3 separate regions of the Mus musculus genome follow, and regions 1 and 2 are each linked to region 3. A link is a loop called in an ENCODE intact Hi-C map of the cell type or tissue named here. Cell type or tissue: heart. All regions are shown on one strand.

The links. Hi-C counts contacts between places; a loop is a spot of excess contacts. Peaks named below come from ENCODE experiments on the same cell type or tissue, not always from the same donor. Only the 100,000 strongest peaks of a DNase experiment are listed, where the experiment ranks them.
Region 1: it touches region 3 in a loop (2.6-fold over the local background); 5 of 42 quality-filtered maps call a loop at or near these places.
Region 2: it touches region 3 in a loop (2.5-fold over the local background); 25 of 42 quality-filtered maps call a loop at or near these places.

Annotation. Positions count from the first base shown.
Region 1 is chr7:113,163,519-113,171,518 of GRCm38, forward strand. No RefSeq gene overlaps it. Among named protein-coding and RNA genes, the nearest start is that of Gm33659, 16 kb to the left of the region's middle. In heart, CTCF peaks have their summits at 3,860 (motif pointing left) and 5,391; DNase peaks (open chromatin) are centred at 1,413 and 3,783.
Region 2 is chr7:112,916,320-112,924,319 of GRCm38, forward strand. No RefSeq gene overlaps it. Among named protein-coding and RNA genes, the nearest start is that of Rassf10, 34 kb to the right of the region's middle. In heart, a CTCF peak has its summit at 3,692 (motif pointing right); DNase peaks (open chromatin) are centred at 1,752 and 2,402; H3K4me3 peaks cover 532 bases; H3K27ac peaks cover 611 bases.
Region 3 is chr7:113,246,547-113,254,546 of GRCm38, forward strand. The region is part of intron 2 of Arntl (aryl hydrocarbon receptor nuclear translocator-like); the gene reads left to right. The region is part of intron 2 of Gm33721 (a long non-coding RNA gene); the gene reads right to left. Among named protein-coding and RNA genes, the nearest start is that of Gm33721, 11 kb to the right of the region's middle. In heart, a CTCF peak has its summit at 4,350 (motif pointing left); DNase peaks (open chromatin) are centred at 3,135, 4,355 and 4,705; H3K27ac peaks cover 4,001 bases.

The sequences.
Region 1 (8,000 bases), 83 kb before region 3:
TTGTTAAGAAGACGAGGGTTCTGATTTGTTCTATATGCCAGGAAGGCCTTAAAGCGGGGTTTTAGGTATGGGGTGGATCATGAAGGCAGGTAGAGAAAGAAGGGCTCACCAAGCTACCGTGTGTGTGTTGGGGAATCGATGTGTAGGTGAGAGAGGAGGGATTAAGGATTCTCTAAGTCTACTTTCTTTACCTCCATAGGATGCACCTGAGCTCAGCTGCACTCTAGGGGTGGATGCTCGGGACGCTTTGGAGATCCTACAATGCAAACGAGGCAATGAGGCCATGTCTACTCTGCCTAATCTGTCAGTCATCTGTATCTATCAGTTCATTCTATCTATCATCTATGTAACTATGTGCTATCTATCTAGCAATAGTCTATGTATCTATCTTTCATCTATGTATCTATGTATCTGTTTATGTAGCTATTATCTATGTATCTATCATTTATCATCTATGTATTTATCTCTATCATCTATGTTTCTATTATCTATATATCTATGTAGCTATCTCTCATCTCTATATCTATGCATCTATGCATCTGTGTATCTATGTATCTATCTATCATCTACGTATCTCTCTCTCTCTATATATATATATATGTATATATATATCATATATATATATATCCATCTGTCTAATATATCTATCATCTATCACTGACCAATCAATCTACCATCTAAATCTCTCAATTATCTACAATCTTTCATCTGTATCTATTGTTTATCTTTAACTGTCCATTTGTCTCTCATCTATCTGTCTGTCTATGACATGAGAGTGGAAGAAGGACTGTAGGGAAGGAGGGAAGTACCCAGAGGGAAACCACACAGAAAACAATCTGTAGCATTTCTTCTTCTTTGTGGACTCTAGATTTAACAACACATAGGCATACACGTAGGGAGAGAGATGGCATGTGTGTAGAAGTGAGGTGATTTTGGAGTGAAGAAGGGGACCAATGAGAGGAAGGAAAGAAGGGAGTGGCAGTCAGGGTCTGTGTGAGAAGATGCAGTGATATGCAAGTCCGAAAGTGTTATAATAAAAACATAAGCAAAGGGCTGGAGAGACCTCTCAACCAAACTGGCTGCTCTTGAAGAAGACACCAGTTTGGTTCCCAGTACCCTCATGACAGCTCACAACCATCTGTAACTTTAATTCCAAGGGATCTGATAGCGTCTTCTGGTCTCCTGGGGCATCAGGTGCATACATAGTGTACACAGTATGTGCAGGCCAATTCTCTCACACAGAACATAAATATCTATTTTTAAATAGGCATAAGATCCAGGGCCTTCCTGCCTCCCACCTGCCTCCCTACACTCCCGCTCTGTCATCTCAGCTCCCTCCCTGCTTAGCCTTGTGGACGATGGAGTGGGTGGCCAGTGACTCACAGTCACCATTTTCTGCTCCAGGAGCACTGCTTCCTCTGCATTCCAAGACAGTGGCAGCTTTCCAATAAATACACTTTAATGGCTTGACTGATTGGACAATAGAGAAAAATAGCCAGTGTTGACCTCTGACCTCCACGTGAACATGCACAAGGCTAGCACATCGATACAGAGCACACCACCACCACCTCTTTGGTTGGTAGGTAGGGGAGACTAGCAAACAGCTTAGTAAATTCTTACAGATTTTGGAGATTTCATAAATATTAACGCAGTAACATCCCAACATAGAAGCAAATATCCTTTATCATTACAAAGGTCCAGGAACAATCAAGCACTATGCTATGTGTCAGGTGGACTGGACACCACTTGACACCATAGGGCAGTTTTGATGATTGGCCCAAGACCATAAAGAACATCAGTGAGAAAATGGAGGATAATATCTCCAGTTTCCCACACCTCATACTCTGTGCAGGTTAATGGTCTCCACCTCACATTTGGACACTAGGGAAGAAAGCGGCCCTTGGAAAAATAAAATGCCACTAGCAAAGAAATCCATCATTACAGATACGCCGAGGGTGTGTGTGTGTGTGTGTGTGTGTGTGTGTGTGTGTGCGCGCGCGCGCGCGCGCGCGCGCGTGCACGTGACTTTGAATAAGTAATTCATCTTGCTGAGCCTTAGAGTTTCCTTTCTGTAAACACAAGATAACACATGCCTTTCCTGTGGGTAGATAAAATGTTGTCTAGAAAGTGCCTACTGTACCTGCATGACTGGCCACTAGAAGCTGAGTATTTTGTCCTCCCCTGTATCATGTGAGGTGACTTGCGTGGCAGAGAGGGGTGTACTCACCTCTGAGTGTGCCACTAATGTTGTATGTCTTCCTCTATCACTGTCCACATGATTTTTGTTTGTTTGTTTGTTGTTTCTTTTTTCTTTCTTTTCTTTCTTTTTTTTTTTTTTTTTTTTTTTTTGGTTTTTTGAGACAGGGTTTCTCTGTGTAGCCCTGGTTGTCCTGGAACTCACTTTGTAAACCAGGCTGGCCTCAAACTCAGAAATCCACCTGTCTCTGCCTCCCGAGACAGGGTTTCTGACTCAACCTAGAGCTTGCCAATTTAGCTAGCTGGCTACCCAGCAAGGCCCCAGAATCCATCCGTCTCTGCTCACCCCAGCATTGGGGTTACAGATACGCACCACTGTGCCCCGTTTTACCTGGGCACTGAGGATGTGAACTCAGGCCCTCAAGCTTGTGCAACAAGCGCTTTAGCCGCTGAGCCAGCTCCTCGGGCCCTAATATTAGCATACCCTTAAATCACACAAACACTTAAAAATAGATGAAATGGAGAGATCTTTTAAAATATCTCCAAGTTGGAAAAAGAGCCTTTGTTCGCTGGGGATTCAAATGATGCCTATATATACATATGTATGGGGACCCAGGGACATATAAAAGCTGACACTGACAAGCGCAGAGTCTGTGAAAATGCCAGCCACTCTGCTGTAAATCTGCTCTGGGGGAGGACAGCGACATTACCAGGAGATTTTTCTCCATTTGAAAATGTTACCGCTCACCCAGGGAAAGCCAGAGGACGGCATGGGGACAGTTGGAACCAAAAGCTCTGACATTTCTTCGCTGACAGACACTGTCAATGAATTCAGAAGCTCCACTGCTTTATACAGCATTGAGTTAGGGAAATGGCCTATTACAAAGAGGCCAAAGACAGGCTGTCAACGCCTAGGTTTCTGCTACATTTCTTTTGTCAAAGACTGCCAGAAAGAAGGGTATATGTAGAAATGTCAGTGGCATTGATCAAGACACATCCATGATCTGTTTTTAGGATAATAGGTTCATACTACTGAGTTCTGTGTGCCCAGAACTCGACTTGGGAAACATTATTAGATCCCCACAAAGTCCCTAAGAGAAGTATCACCCCACTTTGCAGATGAGCAAACTGAGCTGCCAGAAGTAAAGTGACTTGTGGTCTCACTGAACCTGGTAGTGAGCAGAATAGGGCTCCAGTCCACAGGGTCAAGACGGCACCATCAGAAGGATGAGAGATGGGTTGGATGTAGGCAGCAGAAGGAGAGGCGACTATGTGTGGTGTCTCCAGCAACAGGACTGTCAGCCAGGAGGAAGTCCAGTGACTGTGAACATTGCCCTGAAGGTTTTCGTCTGAAGCACTCGCTACTCAAACACTCATCACCCCGCCTCTTAAAGTGCTCACAAAACCTTGTGTACAAATAAAGTTATGATTCCTGCTTTCCAGATACAGAACCTAGCACACAGTAGGTGCTCAATATATCAGAGCTATCACCCGTGTGCAACGCTGCTTCCACGTCTCATAGTAGTCACTCAAACAAGAACATATCGCGGCAGGCTTTCCCGAGCACTGCAGACCATCTGCAGAAGGCTGCCTCAGCTGCACAAACTGCCTGCCCTAGGGTCTAAGATATGTTGACACTGACTGTACACTCCCTCTAGTGGCAGTACCGTGTACCCTTCCTCAACTGCTTTGATTTTTTTTTTCCTTTAAAAAACATTTTATTTATTCTGATTAGGGAATGCCATGCATGTTGGAATGTGTGCATCCCTGTGCCACAGAGTGCATATGGCATTCTTTCCACCATGGGCTCAAACTTGCATCACCAGACTTGTGAGACAAAGCACCTTCACCTGCCAGGATGTCTGGCGAGCCCTTGTTTTACTTTTCCATGGAGAGGGCAGATCTGACTAACTGGCAAAATGAATGATGTATGTGGCTGGTGCATCAACGCTGGTCATCAGAATTGCTATGGAGACACAGAAAGCAACCCACAAAGTGTTATGGTCACTGCTAAGTGTTCCTGGGAGATTGCCATGTGTGGGCATGCAGCTTACTTTGACATGCAAAATGCCACAACCAAACTTGAATTAGACAAAATTACCATCTCCCAGGTTTTGTTTGTTTGTTTGTTTCTTTGTTGGATATTTTTTAGTGGAAACAATGTATCTGGCACCATGCAATAGTGGAAACAATGTATCTAGCACCATGCAATGTCATCCTCTCAGAAGCTATATGACCCGAACCCAGAGCCTGGGCCCTAGCGCGTTGTGCTCAAAGAACCCTAAGTCAGTTCAGATATCTAGGGTGCAAACCTACTCCTCATCTATGGAACTAGGGGTGACATGTGGGGGTGTGGAGGTGCTAGTGCCATGGCACTTGTGTAGGAGTCAGAGTACACCTTGCAGGAACTTATGGTCACCTTCTAGCATGAGGGCCCTTGGACTTGAACTCGGGTCTGAAGACTTGGTAGCAAGCCCGTTATCTACTGAGCCATTTCATGGAGCCCATGGTTTGTTTTCCTTTTAAGGTTTGAGTTCTTCATGTATCATACGGTTGAATGATCTTTGGTGCAAATATTTTCTCTGTGTATTATTTGCCTTTTATCTTTACATTGTTGTTTCACATTTTTAACTAGCTTAACATTAATTATAGCCTCTAATTTTAAATGGTTTGTAATATCCCTCCTTTGCATGGGAACTGAGATGCTTGTCTCCAGGGAAGCGCGTCCGTTCTGTTTTGCTTCTTCTCACTCTTAGCTTTGAGATCTGCTCCTTTTAGGCTGGGTGCTGCTACCAGATTCCACTCTGCCCATGGGGAGTAAGTCCTCGTGGTTAGAGTGCCTGTTGTGGGTCCATATCAGTCTCAGGGTGATGGCACGGTGCAGGTCTGTGAACAGAGCTTTTGTACCGGAGCGCCCATATCACATGAAGCTGAGCTTTTGGTGGTAGCCCTTTGCGTGGCTGTGCTGTCTGGCCAGGTCGCTTCACCATCTGGGAACCTTCTTTTGTTCTACCAAAGACGAGATGCAGACACATTAGGATAGAACAGCCAAATGCCAAACTCAGTTTGGAAATTCCTTACTTTAGTCTGATGTTCAAGATGATCTCATTTTTAGTGAGTCAGGAAAAGGAGTGGCGCTATATTAAACGTCTCATTGCAAATCACACTTGGCTAGATGTACCAGAAACTCGGTAGCCATTAAGAGGACTGGAGTATCCCTGCTTAGAAAGACAGGGGGCTGGCTTTTGTCTATCTTTCTCTTTTTTATTACTTTCATTTTTCCCTCTTTCTTTCCTCTTCTTTCCTTCACTTATTTAGTTGTTTTTGCTTTTGTTTTGAGACCGGGCTTATGAAGCAGCAGCTGACCTTTATCTTGCTGTGTAGCTCGGAGTGAACTTGAATTCTCAGTCTTATGGACTCTTCTTCCCAAGTGCTGGGTTCATAGATATGTGTCTGACTGTCCGGACATATTCTAATTTTTCCCAATAGATTTTTGTGTATATTTGTTCCTACAAAGAATATAAACCAGTTTACCTTCTCCTTTTGTGAGGGAGAGAGAGAGAGAGAGAGAGAGAGAGAGAGAGAAAGAGAGAGATTGAGCACTTTGGGAAAGTTAGAGATTGTCAGGTCTCACACAGCATGACCTCAGATCAAAGGAAAGGAAGAAAGGAGACTCCTATCCGGTACCCTCTAGCTATAAGCTGTGTCCTCCAGGTAGGCAGCTGCATGAAGTGGCTAATCACTGGCTTCTTCCACATTGGTCACAAGCAAGAGTTCAGGTTCTGGTCTCCAAGAGGCTGGGCTTGACTCACACCCCAGCTGCACTACTAACAGGCAGTGTGAGCATACAACAGTCAGGCTCGTCTGCAGCATACTGCTCATGTGTACTAAGCTTTGGCTCTCGGGGAAGGTGAGAGTACATGGTATAAATAATGCAGTAGATAGCCTGAAGTCAAAAACCCTCAAAGCCTATTGGCAAAAGATTGCAAACTAGGCTGTGTTTAAAGCAGTTGGCCTTAGAGCACTGAACCTACATTTGAACTAGGGTACCCAAATATTTTATCTGTTAGGTAATGTCTAAGATCATGGAAGTTTCTGGAGGTTTCCAAAGACACATCCACTGACTTCTGAGATGTTTTAGACACCACACACAAGTCATTCATGACTCTCTGAGCAGGTGCCACATGTCTTACTTGTCCTAGCTGGAAACAGCCTTTGACGTGAGAGGCAATGGTGGTCTCCTAAGGATGTGGAGGGTTTCCTGGAGACTGGACAGAGAATCTAGTGCTGCTTCTCCAGGCAGACCACAAGCCACTAGGCCTTAATCCAATCGTAGTAGTCAGCTTGCCATGCTATGGCCCTCTCCCGTGGGTGTTTTCTGCTTGTGTTACAGTCACTCGTGGCCCATGTGGATAAGAGTTTGCTGTTCTCACAACCACCTTGAGGCTAGACCTACCTGTGCAGAGCCAGCCAGACAACTCCAGGAGTAAATGAGGAGGTCAGTGCCACAGAGGTGCTCACGGGTTGTTCTCCAGAGCATGGAGGTTTGCCGCTGCCTTAAATGTCCCACAAACCCCAGGGTGTTAGCTAGCTAGGCTAGCCCTTTCACAAGTGTTAAAATCACTTCATCTGTTTTTTCCCAATCCTCTTGCTATCATTAAAGCCTCATTCTAAATAACTGTCAAAGAATTGAGAACCTTCTGGAAGGTGGTACATAGTGTTTATTTTGCTTAAACGATGTTTTCTTCATAAGAACTCTCTTGGGCCACAGATCACTTCAAGCCACCTTGACTCTGAGCTCGTCAATAATTGGTGACATTTCTCCCATGTTCATTGTGCTTTTGACACTGCACCAAGTTCTGGATTTGAGTCATATCACTAATTCTCAAGACAAAACTCTACACTGAAGGGTCGTCATCACCCCAGTATAGATGAAACGTGAATTGAAACAGCTGGTCCATGGCTACCCAGAGAAGGCAGACCCGGGGAGTCAACCTCCTCTTGCCCATACTTTCTAAAAAGAGATTTCTTTAAAAGAAAGAAAGAGAGAGAGAGAGAGAGAGAGAGAGAGAGAGAGAGAGAGAGAGAAGGAAGGAAGGAAGGAAGGAAGGAAGGAAGGAAAAGAAAGGAAAGGAAAGGAAAGGAAAGGAAAGGAAAGGAAAGGAAAGGAAAGGAAAGGAAAGGAAAGGAAAGGAAAGGAAAAAAACACCACCACCATCACCATTTTGGCTTTTAGAGATTCAGAAATCAGCCTGCCTCTGCCTCCCAAGAACTGGGATTAAAAGTATATGCCACCATGGCTGGACACTCTTCTTTAAATGTGTGTGTGTGTGTGTGTGTGTGTGTGTGTGTGTGTGTGTGTGTGTGTGTGTGTTTATGAATGCAGGCACTTGTGGTGACAGCTCTCTTGGAGCTAGAGCTACAGGTGGTTGTGGACTGCCCGGCATGAGTTCTGGAAACTATTCTTAGGTCCCCTGCAGCGTCAGCCAGTACTTTTAACCACTGAGCCACCGCTCCAACCCAAAGCACACAATCTTAAGCAATATAAAGACAAAATTTGGATAGCTCTAAAAGTCAAATCCCCAGCCTCTAGCACAAGGCAGTCCCGCATGATCAAGGGACATTGGACAGTCAGCTGGCTGGGGAGACTCTGCCTTTCTAAGGACTGTCTTAGAACACCTGTTCCCTTCACTTTCATTGCATCATTCAACTTAGCACACACACACACACACACACACACGCACACGCAAATGCTCTCACATGCACACATACGTACAGCACATACAAAATTGCCTATCGCTTGA
Region 2 (8,000 bases), 330 kb before region 3:
GGATGACCTAGTGAGACCCAGTGCTCTCCATGTGCCCCTTAGCTACTCGTTTATCTTAGGAAGTGACCCCCTCGAATCTTTTCCTCATATTTATTTCTTTTAGTCATTGAGTCTTGGGAGGGTTTGATATAGTCTGGATACAAGCCTGTTTTTGCATAGATGCCTTGCCAATCTTTTCTCCTTCTCTGGCTTGCCTTGCAGTTTCTTAGCTTGACCATTTGAGGAGCAAAAGCCTTAAATCACAATAAAGCCTGTTTTATCTTTTTAAAAGATGTGATTCCTCTCCTCCTCCCCCTCCTCCTCCTCCTCCCCCCTCCTCCTCCCCCTCCTCCTCCTCCTCCCTCCTCCTCCTCCTCTCCCCTCTTCCACCTCCCTCCACCTCCTTCTTCTCCACTTTCCTCCTCCTCTTCCACTCCCCCCTCCTCCTCCTTCCTCCTCCTCTTCCTTTTTCTTCTTGAAACCTCATTTTAATCTACCCATGTGAATACATGGGAATTCATTCGACTTGTGGCCTGACTCTGTATCCACCATTTGTAAAATTGTTTATTAAGTTGAATAGCTTTTTGTAAAGAATTATAGGACCTTGTCATCTGCAAATTTAGACAGTTTGCCTCTCCCTTCACAATAAAAGTGTCTGTCTGCACCCCTTACTTTTAACACAGGATCTGACCCTGCTGACCTGGAACTCCTGTGCAGCCCAGCTCACTTGTTGCAATTCCCCTCTGCTCCTGGGATGCTGCACCTTCATGCCCACCTTCACTGGGGCTTTCTCCACTGAATTCCAACTAGCCTTATTTTGTAGCAGTGGCTTCTTTCTAAGGTGTTTTTGTCCTTAGCTGAGACGCTTCCTCTCTTCCTGAGCATGCTCGGTTCAGGGGTCAGCCAGCGGCAGGATTGGGTAGCATTTAGAGAGGGCTGGGGACAGGGTGTCTCAGGCTCCCAACCTTCCTGGTCTGTCAGCTGTCATCGTTCTGAATGCAACCTTCTGTTTCAGGGACCAAAATGATGGCTGCTTTTCACCAGTCCCAGCAGTAGCTCATACACCACTGGGTACCCCCAGGCTCAAAGAGCAGAAGCAGGGAGGGATCACACTTCAGTAACATCTCTGCTTCATGCCTGGCTTTTCCCAGAGCCTGCCTACTGGCTTCACTCTTCAGTGCTGTCGGATAGCTGCATTTCAAGTGGCGTCCACCCAGCAGATGTGTCTGTAATCATTTCTGTGAACAGAAGTCTTACTGAGTGAACATTGTATCAGTTCCCTTGATGTGGGAGTTACATTGTCTTTTCCTTTTTATAGTTGCTGAGTCTTCTCATGAGGTCAGTCTCGAATCTAGTCACAAAGTAAAGGGAGTTTGGATTAATTTTTGTCAGCACATCTGGACATTTGGGCACAGAGGTGGGAATGAGGTTAGAGGTCACGCTGTGCTTGCATACCCTTCTCTCTTTCTATTCAGGAGGGCCATAGTCCAAGATTCTCATTGACTGTGTGAAACCGCAGTTTCAAAGATGTCCTAATTATAGCATGACCACAGAGTCCCAGAGTTGATGGATCCTCCCACACTTGATGCTCTCTCTGGTGCTCCAGGATGCTGTTAAGTAGAGTTAAGGTGACTTGAGCACAAGCATGGAGATATAGCAGAGTTAGGGTGATGGCTTACTAAGTAACAAACGGTTAGGTAGTATATACACTGTGGATGCCCTGGACAGAGGGAACAGTCATGCCCCAGGGAGGATGGAGCAGCTGGAGATTGCATCACAGTGTTCAAACTGGGATGTAACTTAAAACCTCATGAGTCGATTATTTGTGAAATTGTCCGTTTGCTCTTCTCTGACTGCAGCTGATGGCAGGCAACAGACTCAGTGATTAAAAACCACAGGGTGGGGGGGGGGGGGCAAAACCACCAACAGAAATGGACGACTGTCGTCGGCTGTACGGAAATATTTATTGGAAAATAATACGTAATGCACATAATGGCCTTGACGTCAGTGAGCACATTAATGGGAAACAAAGAGGCAGAGAGAATGGAGAATGGAAAGTTAGACAGAAAAAAGCAAAGATGGAAACAAACAGACGGAGAGGTGGGGGCGGAGGGAAGGGAGGGAGGAGGCAGAGGAGGGAGAGTGAGAACGGTGACCACAGAGAGCCCTAGGACAAAGAAACAAGGCTAAGGGCTTTTTCACATGGCCACAGAGATAGACACGGAAGATGAGCCCTGGCGCTAGGTGGAGTGTGCGCATGCCCAACCCTTGCCTGTCCTGTCACTCAGGAGCTCTGACCTTGTGAGCTTTCCTCCCTCCCGCTCCTGTGACAGCTGCCTGTCAGTCTGTGTGGCCAGGAGACGTTAAGAATAGAAGCTGTGCAGAAGCCAGGGATTCTCTGAACCAGCACAGTTGATTTTGTGATGCCCTCAGGTCCAGTCTGAGGGAGGCTCGGTGTGCGCGGTCCCTGGGTGCTTATGCCTCCGTCTGGAGCCTGCGTGATTTCCCACTGCTGCTAATCTTGAGCTTCACTCCCCTTACACATCACCAGTTCCCCGAATCCACTCCAGGCTGCCCCACCTCACTGCCAAGATTCCCTCACAGAGATGCCCGCGCCATGCCCCGCCCCCACCAACCCTCCTGGCGTCTTTCTGCGTCGTCCTTTTTCCTTCTTCCCCAGATGTACACCGAGTTACCTTGTAGCAGGTGACAGCAGTGGGCCCATGGTCTCTTTTGGAATAATCTCTCGGAGAATTTTGTTAAGTGAATTTTCTCACCCTATAGTCTTAAGTCTCCTCTGTCCTCAATGTAGCTTTCTCTGTTCAGAATTGACATCTGAATCTCTGCTGGACCAGCGCCTAAGACTGAATTGACTCCCAGGGCCTGGACGGGGGTACTGAGATTTTGCCTACCCCCCCCCTCCCCGGCCTTAATAGTGAGTTGGAAAGAGGCTGGATTTGTGATAGAGTCTGCTCGAGAGAATTCTGTTTACAAGACCATCCTGTTAGGGAGAGACTTACCTCCATCTACTATCTTGCAACGTCTGGAAATCCTTCAGGGGATTAGTGGCCCAGGAGTTTAATGTCAGGAGCAGGTAGAAATGAGGACATCCTAGTTTCAGGGCATAAGGCACAGGTGGACATAAAGATGTCACCTTTATAAGTGCCCAAAGCTTAGCTTAATACCATGTTTTAAAAAGAAAACCTCCTGTGTTTCTTTTTAAAGGTTTTGTCTTTGGTGTGTGTGTGTGTGTGTGTGTGTGTGTGTGTGTGTGTGTGTGTGTGTGTGTGTGCATGTAAGAGAGACAGAGACAGAGATACAGGGACAGAGACACAGAGAAACACAGAGACAGACAGAGACATAAAGAGACACAGATACAGAAAGACAGAAGGGGTAGATGGAGACAGAGAGAAGAGGGGAGAGGGAGGCAGAAGGAGGGGTAACACTCATGGAAATCAGGGGACAACTTGCAAGGTCACACATTTTACCAAGGTCTTTGGGCCCCTCAGACTATACAGTCAGGCCTGGCACTACCATTTCTGGGGCTATTTTCAGAGAAGTAGAGCAAGTTTTGTATGGCTGGGCCACCTGGGGCCACAGGGTTCTTGGAAATTAAAAAAATAAAACCAAACCAAATCAAACCAACCAACCAAAAAAAAAAAAAAAACAACAAAAACCCACTTTAGTACGTTCCTCTTGTGGACAGCAGAGGGCAGCAAACTGCCATGTCAACACTCCTGGAAGCCGGCGGCTTGGATAGAAGAGACTACTAGGGTTGGTTGGCTTCATGTTTTTAACCATTACAAGCACATGCTGGTAACCCCAGAACTTTGGAGGCCAACCTGAAAGATCATGAGGTCGAGGACAACTTGGGCAACATAGTGAATTCAGCCAGCTGTCTAAAATTGTCAAATAACAACAACAACAAAAAAAAAAACCCTGAAGCCAAGGGACTGTACATGATGCTCTTGGCTCCATTCCAGCACACTGTGAACCAGGTCTAGTGTCCTACACCTGTAACCCCAGCACTGTAGGTTCACAAGTTTAAGGACATCTTCAGCTACATAGCAATTTCAAGGTTAGACTGGGATGCATTGAGACCCTGTCTCAAAATAAAACAATGCTCTCCACCCCCAAACCTAAAACAGAACAAGCAAAACCCAGAACCCCTCAGTCAAGGTCATATGTGTGGTTGCTATTCCTGCAAAACCTGAACTCTTTCGAAAGCTCTTTTGACCTTGACAGTGGGAGCCAGCGAAGGGTGTCCAGTGCAGGGCTATGCTGCCTATAAAGAAGACAGACCCCTTCAAAGACTTCCCAAGTAGCTGGCATCGGTCTCCATGGGGCTGCCTCTCATCCTGACAGTTTTCCAGCAAGGTCTGTATTGCCATCTCTCCTTTCCTAAGGAGGGCACTGGACTCCAACTTGGGCAATTTTTCAACGGCTCATAGCTATGAAGTAGAATAACATGGATTTGAATCCTTGTCTACTGACTTTCTAAAAAAAAAAAAAAAAAAAAAAAAAAAAAAAAAAACAATGTCAGCTCCACAAATCCAATCTCTAATAAGATAGGTATAAGAACGCCATCTCGCCTCCATGTGCTGTAAGTGAGAATATGTGTAAGACGGCAATCCCTCAGGCTGTACCCAGTTCTGTCAGATCATTTGTTCTGTCGGGACAGCTGGCACCCAGATTATGCCCGTGCTCTGCTGGCTCATCTCTCTCTACCAAGTGTGCTGACTTCACACAGAGAGAGCCAATTGACAACAAGGAACCTTGTGAGAAAAATGACACCATGAGATTTGGCCTGTAGGCAAGTTTGTGTGGACATTTTCCTAGTTCATGATTGATGTGGGAAGGCCTAGCCCACTGTGGGAGGTGCCCTTGGGCAGCTGGACCTCAACTGTATAAGAAAGCAGGCTGAGCAAGCCATGGGGAGCAAGCTAGTAAGCAACATTCCTTCGAGGTTTCCAATTTGGTTCCTGCTCTGCTTGAGTTCCTGCACTGGCTTCTCTTAATGATGGACTAACACATACAAGCCAAATTAGCCCTTCCCTCCCAAAGTTGTTTTTGGTTGCTGTTTTACCACCGCAGTAGAAAGCAGACTGGAATGGTAAGAAGGGCCTACGCAACCTTTTGATTGTTGCAACCCCACCTCAGTTCACTCTGCGTCCCAAAGCTCTGAGGTTCTCAGAAGCTCATCATTGGTTGGAACCCCATGAAAATGATCCTTCTACTTAATCTCCTACACTTCTGGCAGCCTGAGACAGTTTTGTTTCGATGGGTTGATTTAGAAGTTACATAGAAGACTCAGTCACTCCTGAGGTAGTCCCAAAGCATATCAGAGTCCAAAGAAGATGGAGCTGTAAGTGTTCCTATGTAATGGAGGTGAACTACAGATTCCAAGGCATACCCATATCAGGTAGAACTCATCAACGAGACAAGCAGAGTCCATATAAGAGACAGGACATGTGCCATTGCTGAGTCCATGATTGTCACCCAGCTGAGGAGCGAGGCTCATGGCCTGCCTGGATTTAGCTTTGCCTTGCCTTTGTGGTTATAGATACAAGCAAGGCTATGTCTGACAATGGCTGCTGTACACAATAAGTGGGAGGGGATAGCATTACCTAGTCTCAAACCAGACTCTCTGAGCATAGCAGCCATTACTGCCTTCAAAGCAACTGTAACGGCCCACGAGAGACCATCAAGATGTCCCTGAATGAGATGAAGCAGTCTCATTCAGGGCCAAGCAGGGAATGAGCTGTCCAAAGAAGCTGAACATGGAGAGGAGACTAATCTAAGAGAGTCTGTGTGTCATTTCTACATGGCACCCACACTCCCTTGAGCTTTTATAATACCTTTTGGGGTTCACCAAGCTCTTACCCAAGGTTCTAGCCACTCTTTCCTACAGCCCCCTCCCAGCTGTATGTAAATTTGGCCCCAGAAGCATGTGGTCGCTGGGTCTCTGGAGGTGTGTAGAGGAGGTGTATAGAGTATGGAATGTTAGCCAAAGGTCGACTCCATCTACGCAGCTACAGGAAGTCATCATCCGTGCAGGTGTGAGACTTTTTGGCGATGTGTTGCCTTGAAGGCACTCAGGTAACCTCTCGCTTTCACCCTGTAACTCACCTCTCGCCTTTGCCCTGTAAACTCTGTAGATGCATTGGTGGCAAAGTTGGACTTTGGTGGGATTGTTCCAAGATGTTGATGCCCTAGCTGAGGTGCCATGTTTGATTACTACTCCTCAGGAAGAGTTTTCTACAGCACCCATAAGCTGTTGGTGGTATTTATCCCATGGGATTGTAAAAACACAAGTGAGTGTGGATGCCACGCAGAGATGACACCCAGGGTCCCCCGCTTAGGTGCTCCGATTCTGTGCTCAGCTCTTTGTTTGGACAGCACGTCTTCTGTTTGTTCAGAGGCTGCCTCGCCTCAGGCTGTGCTTTCTCAAACCCCCAGGTACTTTCAGAAGAAAGGCAGCCATGTAGACTCATAACCAACGTAAACAAAAATGAGCCCCAAAGCCCTTTCGTAGTCCCCATTGTGTCTCTGAGCTGACACAGCTGACCTTGCCTGAGTCGCTGGCAGAGAAAAGCCCTGCTCGTTCCCAGGGTAGACCCAAACAAATGCTCTCTGTGAATGGGGGAAGGAGGTGGGAACCACTGAGTTTCCCACAACATGGGAGTTCCCAAGAGTGGGCCTCTCATAGCTGCTCTCTAGGGACAAAGCTGGACCCTCCCCTGCTGAGCTGGGCAGTGGCCAAGAGACCTTTTAGCAAAAGATTCCAGTTTCAGCCAGCTCTGATTAGTTGGCACCTGTAAGTTCGATCCTTTATGAGCAGAGGTGCAAGTCTGGCCAGAAAAGGGGCTGAGGAGGTGTGAACATTGCAGAGTTCTGAGAGAGGGGAAACCCTGTCCCTCCTTCCAATGAAGGCCTACGGCTCAGAGCCCAAACCCCAGGCCAAGAGGAGTGTCATGCTTGGGGGTCACACTTGAGGAGGCCAGAGAGTTGCAAATATAGTTCACCAATGTCACCTTAAGGCTATCTTCTATGGTCATGACAGTGTATATTGTCTTAGGGCACTAAGTAGAGTGCACATTGTTTCTACCCTGGAGCCAGGCTTCAAAGGCACTTTGTCACTGGTCCTACACTTAGAGCCAGAAACAGCATCCATACTCCAGGCTGTGGGCGCAGGTGCTTGGGAGGAGGGTGGAGAGCTGCCTTTATCAAAGCAGCCACCACCTGCAACTTTAGAAGCTGCTCGCAATCCTTTGTGGAATGAGGTTGGGTATGAAAGTCGATAAGAGCAAATCTGATTAAAGTGTTATCGTGACAGTGTAGATCACTGTCAAGGGATCTGAGACAAGGAGGCAGGAAGGGGTTTGTGCAGGAAAAAAAAGAAAACCTTCCAAGTGCTAGGCTCCTAGGGATGGAGGCGCTGACTTGTAGATCTGGAGGGGTGATAGGGAAGGCAGTGGGGTGGATCTTGGAGGCACATTTCCTAGCAAACTGCCTGTCTCTGTTGGTGGGTGGCCTGGGGCAGACTTTGGGGCCCAATGAGGTTAAGTCCACAAGGAGAAGGGAGTAGAAGGGGGCCTGAATTGCCCTTGAGAGGAGCCTGCTGTTCTCAAAGCAGACTGAAGACTTAACCCTTGACTCCCCTCTTCCTGTTCTTTCTTCTCCAGCCTTTGCCCTTGAACCTTGGAAGCCCCAAAGGGGTTCAAGTGGCATTCCGCCTCGCCCCTTTCCTCAGCCCTCTGCCACTCTCAAGTGGAAATTTGAAGTCCCTTTCTTCTGCCCCTTGCTTTGATGGAGACAAGCTCTCTCGCCTCCAATCTTATCTTCATTTTATAAACCTCTCCTAAATTCTTGTTCCATGAACATTTCTTTAAACCTGGGCTGGTCTGCAGGGAGCCAGACCTGAGAGTCCTTGGTTACTTGGCTGATATGACTATAGTCCCTTTTCAACCCTAGTGTGCCACTACCCTCCTTAATGTCCTCAGTGCCTTCTTGCTCATCCC
Region 3 (8,000 bases):
GGCTGCATTACCAAAGTCCACCCCAGCATAGGTGACAGCTTATAAAGCTGGGAACCTGGAACACAATGCACAGCCTGCTGACAGCTCAACGCATTGGAGAGCATCCTTTCCAGGTCTTTCAGTTGGTCCAAATTTCTTCCAGGCAGCTTGGCTGGTTGAGCTTCTTCCAGGCAGCACGTCTCATCCCAGTTTTTGCAGCTTTGCTTGTTTTGAGTCTTCTTTGCAGCTGGCTTCGCCTCTTCTGAGAGGAACGATCAGCTTTTATTGTTTACTCTGATGGGGAGGTACCTGATGAATCTGGTTAGTTTCAGGGACTTCCTGTCACTATTTTGAGTTGTTTATCTCCCTGCTTAAGGAGCTTCCCTGTAGGATACAATGTTTCAATCTCAGAGGAAACTGTTACATAACACTCAGACTTTTCTGGTCTGGTTTCCATTCAAGTAATTTCTCGTCTGTCTTTTAAAATACTTTAAAAACAAAACAAAACAACCCTGTTCCCTCTCCTTAGTCTACCCAGCCATTGACCTGTCCTTACAATCAGGTTAATTTCCATTACCAGTCATCACTACTTTGTCTTCTTGTATACTGTGCATTGTATTTCTCTAGACCAGAAATCCAGAAGGAGGGTCCTTGTTTGTTATTCCCACTCCTCGGGGGCTTTAAAGATGAGCTGTGATGAGTCTGTGGCTGAATTAGCATATATACCAACATGGTGTCTGTTCCGGTATTGTGGTTCCAGCAGACATTTTTCAGGAGGTGAGTGATGTTGGTCAACACTTTTATTTTAGAAAGCCAGCTGGTGGCAGTGTGGGGGCTGGACTGTGGGAGGGAGGTGGCAGCAAGTCTTCAAAGGCTGGTAGAACGGTCCAGGAAATCAATGCTGAGGCAACAGATGACAGGACTGGGAGACTCTCTGAGGATCTGTGATTTGTGTTGGGATAGTGTGGTGGGGTGAGCTGGTATGGAGAGAGGCAGGTAACTAGCTCGCCCTGCTGTTTTTCTCTCCATGAAAACGTGCACTGAGGATGTATTTTATGTAAGGCTATTGGCTCTCTGAGCACCTCTCTGAGGAGCATCATGCAGAGCATTGGGTAGCTCTGTGCAGAGCACTCTAAGGGGCAGTCTGGGAAAACACCTCTATAGATGAGAGCTATTTTTTTTTTTCTCTAAGAACCTAGTCCTCTCCAGTTGTGATGATAGTCGATTATCTCTGAGGAAGCCCAGTCTTACCCTTAATTTAGTTCACTTAATAGGGGTGCAGGTCTTGAACTCAGAGTATCCCTGTCTTAGCCTCTTGACAGGCCTGCACCTCTTAAGTCTGGCTGCATCCTAGTTTCTTAGGCCTTGCTCCAAAGTCTCCAGTGGTTATGCTGAGCCCCGTGAAGCAAAATGCCACTGTCTGTAGAGGCCACCTCTTGCCTCTGCCATCCCTTCTGGTCCCTGTGGCATAGAGATAGCATAAGCAGCTACATCTGAGTGCTTCCAGGGTGCTAACTGTGGTGTGAAACAGCTCATGTGCGTTCTGCTAGCCCTTGCCATCCTTAAGAGCATGGACTCAGAACCAGATGGATTGCAGCTGAACCTCAGCTCACTGTAGCCCTTGGGAATGCTACTCCAGTCTCTTCAATTTTCTCTTTCCAGATCTGGAAAATGGACGTAACCTAGAGAGGGTCCATAGACTTACTGTGAAAATTAAATGAAATACCCTCTCCCAGGTGTGGTGGCTGAATGCCTCGTAATCCCAGTGTTTGGCAGGTGGAGGCAGGAAGAGCAGGAGCTTAGGGCCATCCTGGGATGTAGAGTCCGTTTGAGGCCAGCCTAGGCTACACAAGGTACTGCCTCACTCCCTCCACCAAACACAAAGAAGGAAAGAAAGGAAATAACATACACTTACTGCTTACAGTGAGTTAAATATTGCTCTGTCAGTCACTGATAGCACATTGCAGCTATGATTATTATCACCATTAATATCCTATTAACATCACTGCACAGGTAGCACCCTGCATTCCTTTTACCCTGTCCCATACTGCTGTTCCCAAGTTCCTCTTGTCTGGGAACTTCTGGTCCCCATGTTGGCATTCCTGTTCTTTCTCTGGGTGCGCCATTTGTCCGTATCATAGGACAAATGGCTAAGCTAAGCTTGGGTAGCTAACATCGTCATTGTGTATTGCCACTGACTAAAAAAGCCTCCATGGTTGGATTGTCCACATAGGAGCTTGTACAATTTCCCATACTCGTCATTGTCAATCCATGTGCTGTGAGAAGCAGGTTCCTCCTGGGTGGTCATTTATGTTGTAGGGTTGACTTAAATTAAGTGTCACAAAAGTGACAGAAGAAAGTATGGAACTCCTTATCCTTTCAGGGAGTGTGTGTGTGTGTGTGTGTGTGTGTGTGTGTGTAGGATTACCTTGTGAAGCTGGTAGTGTTTGTAAACACGCCCCCAAAAGAAGAAAAGTACCCACAAGCCTGGCTCTTTCATCAGGGACTGCCCTCAAGCCTGCCACTTCCAGCTGCACCTCCATACCCAGGGTCAGGCTGTGTACTCTCTGTCTCCATGTCTTTGCTCCTTGGCAACTGTGGAGGGCTTAGCACATCTAAAGGATGCTGTGTCTAAGGGCCGTAGCACGTCTTGGTAGCATTTGGAAATACCTGCTTCTGATGACATTTGCGACTTGCATTTATTTCTCATAATTGGGAAATGGATTCACGTACTAGCGCTAGCCTGGCCGTTTGGTGAGCTGCACCTGCTGCTTTGCACATGAATTCAAGGCAGAGCTTGCAACTAGCAGACAGCCTGGTGTGCGTGGGGGTGCTCGGCCCAAAATATCAGATGGATTGGAGTGTTGTTGTGGTGTATAGATTATAATGGGGATAAACTTAGCTTCTGCAGAGATTAATGTTCTCAATTCAGGTCAACTCCAGTTGCCACTTGTCAACTTAAAGACTTGGGGGATTTCAGTTTTAAACATTGTGTTCCCCTCTCTCCCTCTTATCTATTCAAGTGTCTGATTCTTGGGTTGGGAAACGGCAAATTCCAAGGACCTTACCACTGCCAGGCCCAGACTTGCCTGCGGGCCTTTCTTTGGAACTGTTCCAGAGAACCGTGGAGTAGCCTGCTGTTGCTAACAGCGACGGCTATGATGACTGTCACCACCAGAGAGGAGGCCCAGAATTCTCCACCCTGCTCCGGCTGTGGTTGTCAGTGCTTCTGAAGATGGGTCGGGACCTGGATTTGGGTTGCAGGAGCTGAGCCTGGCGTATATTAATTAGGTGGTTGATGGAAAAGTTCTTCCTGACGAGTGGGTTCCTCCTCAAAGGTTGTTACTCTTTGCTGCTTCTAGATTCTAAAAGCCGTGGGTGCTCACTGTAGAAGCAGGGTTGGAATGTTGCATGCCTGGCTTTCAAATTCATCCCCATTGCTTACTAAAGATGAGCAGACAGGCACCCTCCCTGAACTTTGCTTTATCCCATTGTGCACAAAGACCAGTTTCATAGCATTGCATGGGGGCTCTCCTGTTCCAGACCCCTGCTGAGGTCTGTGCACATGCTCATTTCCTCTGTGGGTATGTACAGAGTACTCACTGAAGGCCAGAGATGTTGCCGTGACTCTGCCGAGGGAACCAAGCAAAGCAGAGAGAGTGTCTCTGACCTAATGCTCAGGGGCTAAGAGCAAACACTCATATGTACATGTTAACAGTTAATAGATAATAGAACCCTGTGACACATACAATGGTGGAAAGGACCACTTTGGTTTGAGGCCTCTCTGAAGGGGTTCAGTGCTTTGTGGCCCCCGCTTCCCAGCATTCCTGGAGGTCCACTTCGAAACCCTGTCCCTATAACTATATTGGTCTACACTATGAGTTTTGGGAGCCGGCCCACATTAACACCTCAGTTCTCTTTTGAGAGGTGCCAGCTCACCAAGAGGCTGCCATTCAGAGTGGATCCTTCCCTTCTGGGGTGGGAACTGGCTCCCAGAGCATCTCACTGGCCTCAGATGATGCCCTTTGAGTCCACACCCAAGTGAGCCACCAGCGAGCAGGGAGCCTCCTGTTGGGAGGCAGATTGCTTCTATTCTAGCCTGAGCTCATTTTGCTCCACACTGCTTGGAGCATCCTGGTTTCTAAGGAGCTGGAAGTAATCTCAGTGACACATGGCGCTCACAGACTGCTTCTTAGGCAGTCCTTTAAGGGCTCTGCAGTCTGGTGAATGCCAGAAAGCACTGATGTTTGAGCTGCTAATCAGTAAACCCAGGACCCTGCCCCATGCACCACTGCTTAGGGTGTGGTGAGGACTTGTTGAAGGACCATTTGAGTCTCTGCACTGGGTAGTGGTGCCCCCTGCTGTTCACGAAGCAGCTGTACAGCAGGGCCTGCAGTATCTGACTCACCTGTCATGTTGACAGCTGACCTACTTTTGTTTGACCTTGATTTGTTGAACACAATTAGAAATGCTGCTGGGACTGCACTTCGGCTGCCTGATTTTAAAAGTCTCAGTGTGACAGCCCTCCATCTTAAATGGACACCCAGCCCAGGCCAAAGGATGGTTGGGCGCATAGTGAGTTTTGCAGTAACCTTTGAATTGTAATTCTATCACAAGGAAAAGGCTTAATTCAGGAACACAGATCTGTTATTTGGGACTGGCTGTGAGGCCAGAGCAGCAGGCCTGGATTCCTTGCTACAGGCAGCTTAATCAGGAAATGGCCTAGATGGCTGCCTTTCAAGTAGGTCCTTGCAGTAGCTTGGCAACAGGCACAGGGTCATAATTGGAAGAATTTGGCTCTGAGTGTCTGTGGGTGTTTACAGTGCACTATAGGGCAGGGCTTCTCTTATTTATAGAATATTTAGAGCACCGAGCAGCAGAAGGCTGAAAAGCCACTAAATCTCAATTTAATTTTAACAAATTCTATCTTTCCCTTCATCCCAGAAGGAAGACTGAGTTATTAAAAAAACAGTTAAAAAAATCACTGCAAAGCTTGCAGAATCTAATTATGGGGTTGCCAGCATCAGCCTGCAGCCACTCTCGAAGGGCTTTGTAAATCAGCTGTCCATTGAGTCTGTGAACTTACATGACTTCGGTTCTTCATTTAGATGTAGAGTGAAAGTATTGGCAAGTGAGGACTGATCAGGAAAAACTTCTGGTCTAAATCAGGAGACAGAAGGGATAAATATAGCGTGGCGCACTTCTGCGTCCTCGGAGGGAGATAAAAATCACTCTTCATTGTCCCTTATACTTAGCTGCACACACACACACACACACACACACACACACACAGATCCCAATATTCTAACCACCCATTTCAGGAGTCTGGCTCATTGCAGCAGCAGATCTGTGCCACCCTGAGGAACCACTGGGGTTGTGTTGTCTTGTGGGCCCAGCACTGGGTGAATGTTACCCTGTAGTCTCAGGAAGCCCAAAGCCTGTGCATTTTTGGCTGTGGTCTTGTAGCTAAAGCCAGGAGGATCTGCAGAGACCCTCAGGTTCAGTCCCACCATACTGTAATCACTATTCCAGAGGGGATGCTGCCCAGATTAAAGTAAGTCACAGCAGAAGGGGTACTGGGGTGGGGGGAGCTCCAAGCTTCCTAAGCTCCCAACAGTGCCCTTTTGTGTGACAGACACTCAGGACCAATGACTAAACTGATTTGTGTTTTGCACCTCTGGGGGTGGAGTGGGGGTCACAATCCTAGAAGACAAAGACACTAAGGGAGTTGAATAGTTTTGATGGGTAGGAAGAATGAGTTACAATGGACACCATTAGTCATGTGCTAGGGATGACAAGAATGGGAATTCTGACAAAGGTGACTTCGGTTGATCCTTGACGTCCCCTCCCACAGAGAAGCTCTATGGTCGCTGTAACGTTTCCTCGTGGAAGCAGGTGCAGCACATGTGCTGTGCATGTAGAGGAGGCACGCATGGGGCAGACATCAGTGGGCACAGTGGGGGTGGACCCTGAGACTCTAGGGATGCCTGAGGGAATTGCATAGGGCTATAGACGAGAGCCAACAACTGGTGCATAGCCAGGACCAGGCACCCTGGGTCCCACAGAGTGCCTTTTTGTTAGACAGCTGGTGGGTAGCATGAGTCCTGCCAACCCCACCTCAGCAGAGGTTAATTCTTTCTGGTCACTAATGCCAGTGAACTGGACTTGGTGTGTGAAACCTGTGTCTCTTTCTTGCCCTGAGGCTGAGAGGGGCAGGGGCCCACCAGAGACCTTTCCGAAGGAGGTGACTATTAAGAGACTATTAGTGGACAATGCTGGAGGCCATTGTCTTAGAGGAAGGAGGCAGGCCAACCTGCCTCCTTAGACCTTAGAGGAAGAGGTAAAGGCCTAAGTGAAGCTGGTAGGAGAAGAACAATGAGGTGAGGAATGGTTCTTGGTGAATGGGGGAAGTTGTAACCAAAACTGTGGGATTTGGTTACAGTCGAATGAAGTAAAGGATAGAGGAATGGAGAGGCTTGAACTGCCCTGCCAGGGCTTGGGCAGATCCAGCTGTGGGCAGATCCAGCAGCCTAGCTTACTAAGTACAGTCTCACTTAGTGGAATTTTAGCCAGCCTAGCCAGAGATCCTCCTAATGTCACCAGATGTTGCTAGAGGCAAACGGAGTACCTGGGTGTCCCCAGAGTTGTTTCTGTGCCGTCTTTTTCTCTCTCCCTGTCTGACACCCACAGCCACTCTCAAGTGACTGAGCTGAGACTATGTGAATGACCAGAAACGAGTACAGGAAATACTTGGAAAATGGTCCACTAGCTATAGTTCAGGAAATATAATTTTTTTCTTGAATTGTTTTGTTTCAATACAAACAACATTTGTTGGCAAATAGTCCCTAGTTCTAAATTTATTTTTAGTTTTATGGTTTATAAAGGCAGCAGTGCTCCCTAGATACCCACTGTTGGAGTAGTACTCTCTTCTCCACCACCCTCCCCCTTGCTCCTGGTCTTTTCTCTGTCTCTGTCGTAGGAACTTGCTTTGTGCACGTGGGCCCAGAAGGTACCCACTGGTAAGACCTAGGGCATGTGTCTGTGGTTGTGTGGTGAAGCAGTGGGGAAAAGCAGAAGGTGAAGAACCCTGGATCCTTTGTAGAGAGGATGCTGTAAGTGAAGTCAGGGTCCTGGCTTCCAGGGCCCATCAGAGCATGTGAGATAGGCTGGCCCTCTGCTTTGTACTTGAGCCCCCTCCACCATCAGCCCAGTAAATGAAGCTGACTTGAAGTCCCCCAAGTAGAAAGTCAACAGGATGATGTCCTAGCCCAGGCCTCACTCTGATGCTACCCCAGCACCCCAGTGGTTATTTAGGAAATGTGTTTGGTTCTTTGAACCGTAGCTGGTCACTGGTGCTGTGACTGCAGAAAGTGAAAGCCCGAGGGAGGGCTGTGTGTGCCACTGCCAGTCCAAAGTCCACCCCGCTTTCCTTAGGCCTCCCAGCCACACCCTTGCCATCAGTACTTTCACAGTTTATTGAAGCAATAGGTGCTTCAGTGGAAGGGGCATCCGAGGTCACTTTCCCTGGCCTCGGACTGGTACAGGCAAGCCTGCCTATATGGCACATGATGGGCCATCTTATGGCCTCAGGCACCTAGCCACCAGACATCCATTCCCTCTTCCGGACACCGTTGGCATGTAGAAGTTTCTTCTTTCTTCTGACCTCCAGTCTGCTTGCCAGTGTTCCCTCCTTGACCTACTTTTGCCCCTTGTAGCCACACAGAACAAAGATCTGTAGGCCTGGCATGGCTCCACTTCACAAGCAGGAAAACACAGCTCCTAGTCTCTTCTTCTCTATTCTTATGTGTCTCTCCAACCATTCCTTTAGGAGTTATCTTATGTGCATATGTGTGTATCTCTGTGTGGTTATGAGCATGTGAGCACAGATGCCAGCAGCAGACAGAAGGTATTAGATCCTCAGGAGCTGGAGTTAGAGGTAACTGCAAGTCATCCAATGTGGGTACTGGGAACCAAACTTGGGTCCTTTGCAAAACAGCAGTTTGCACTTGCCTTAGTTAAGG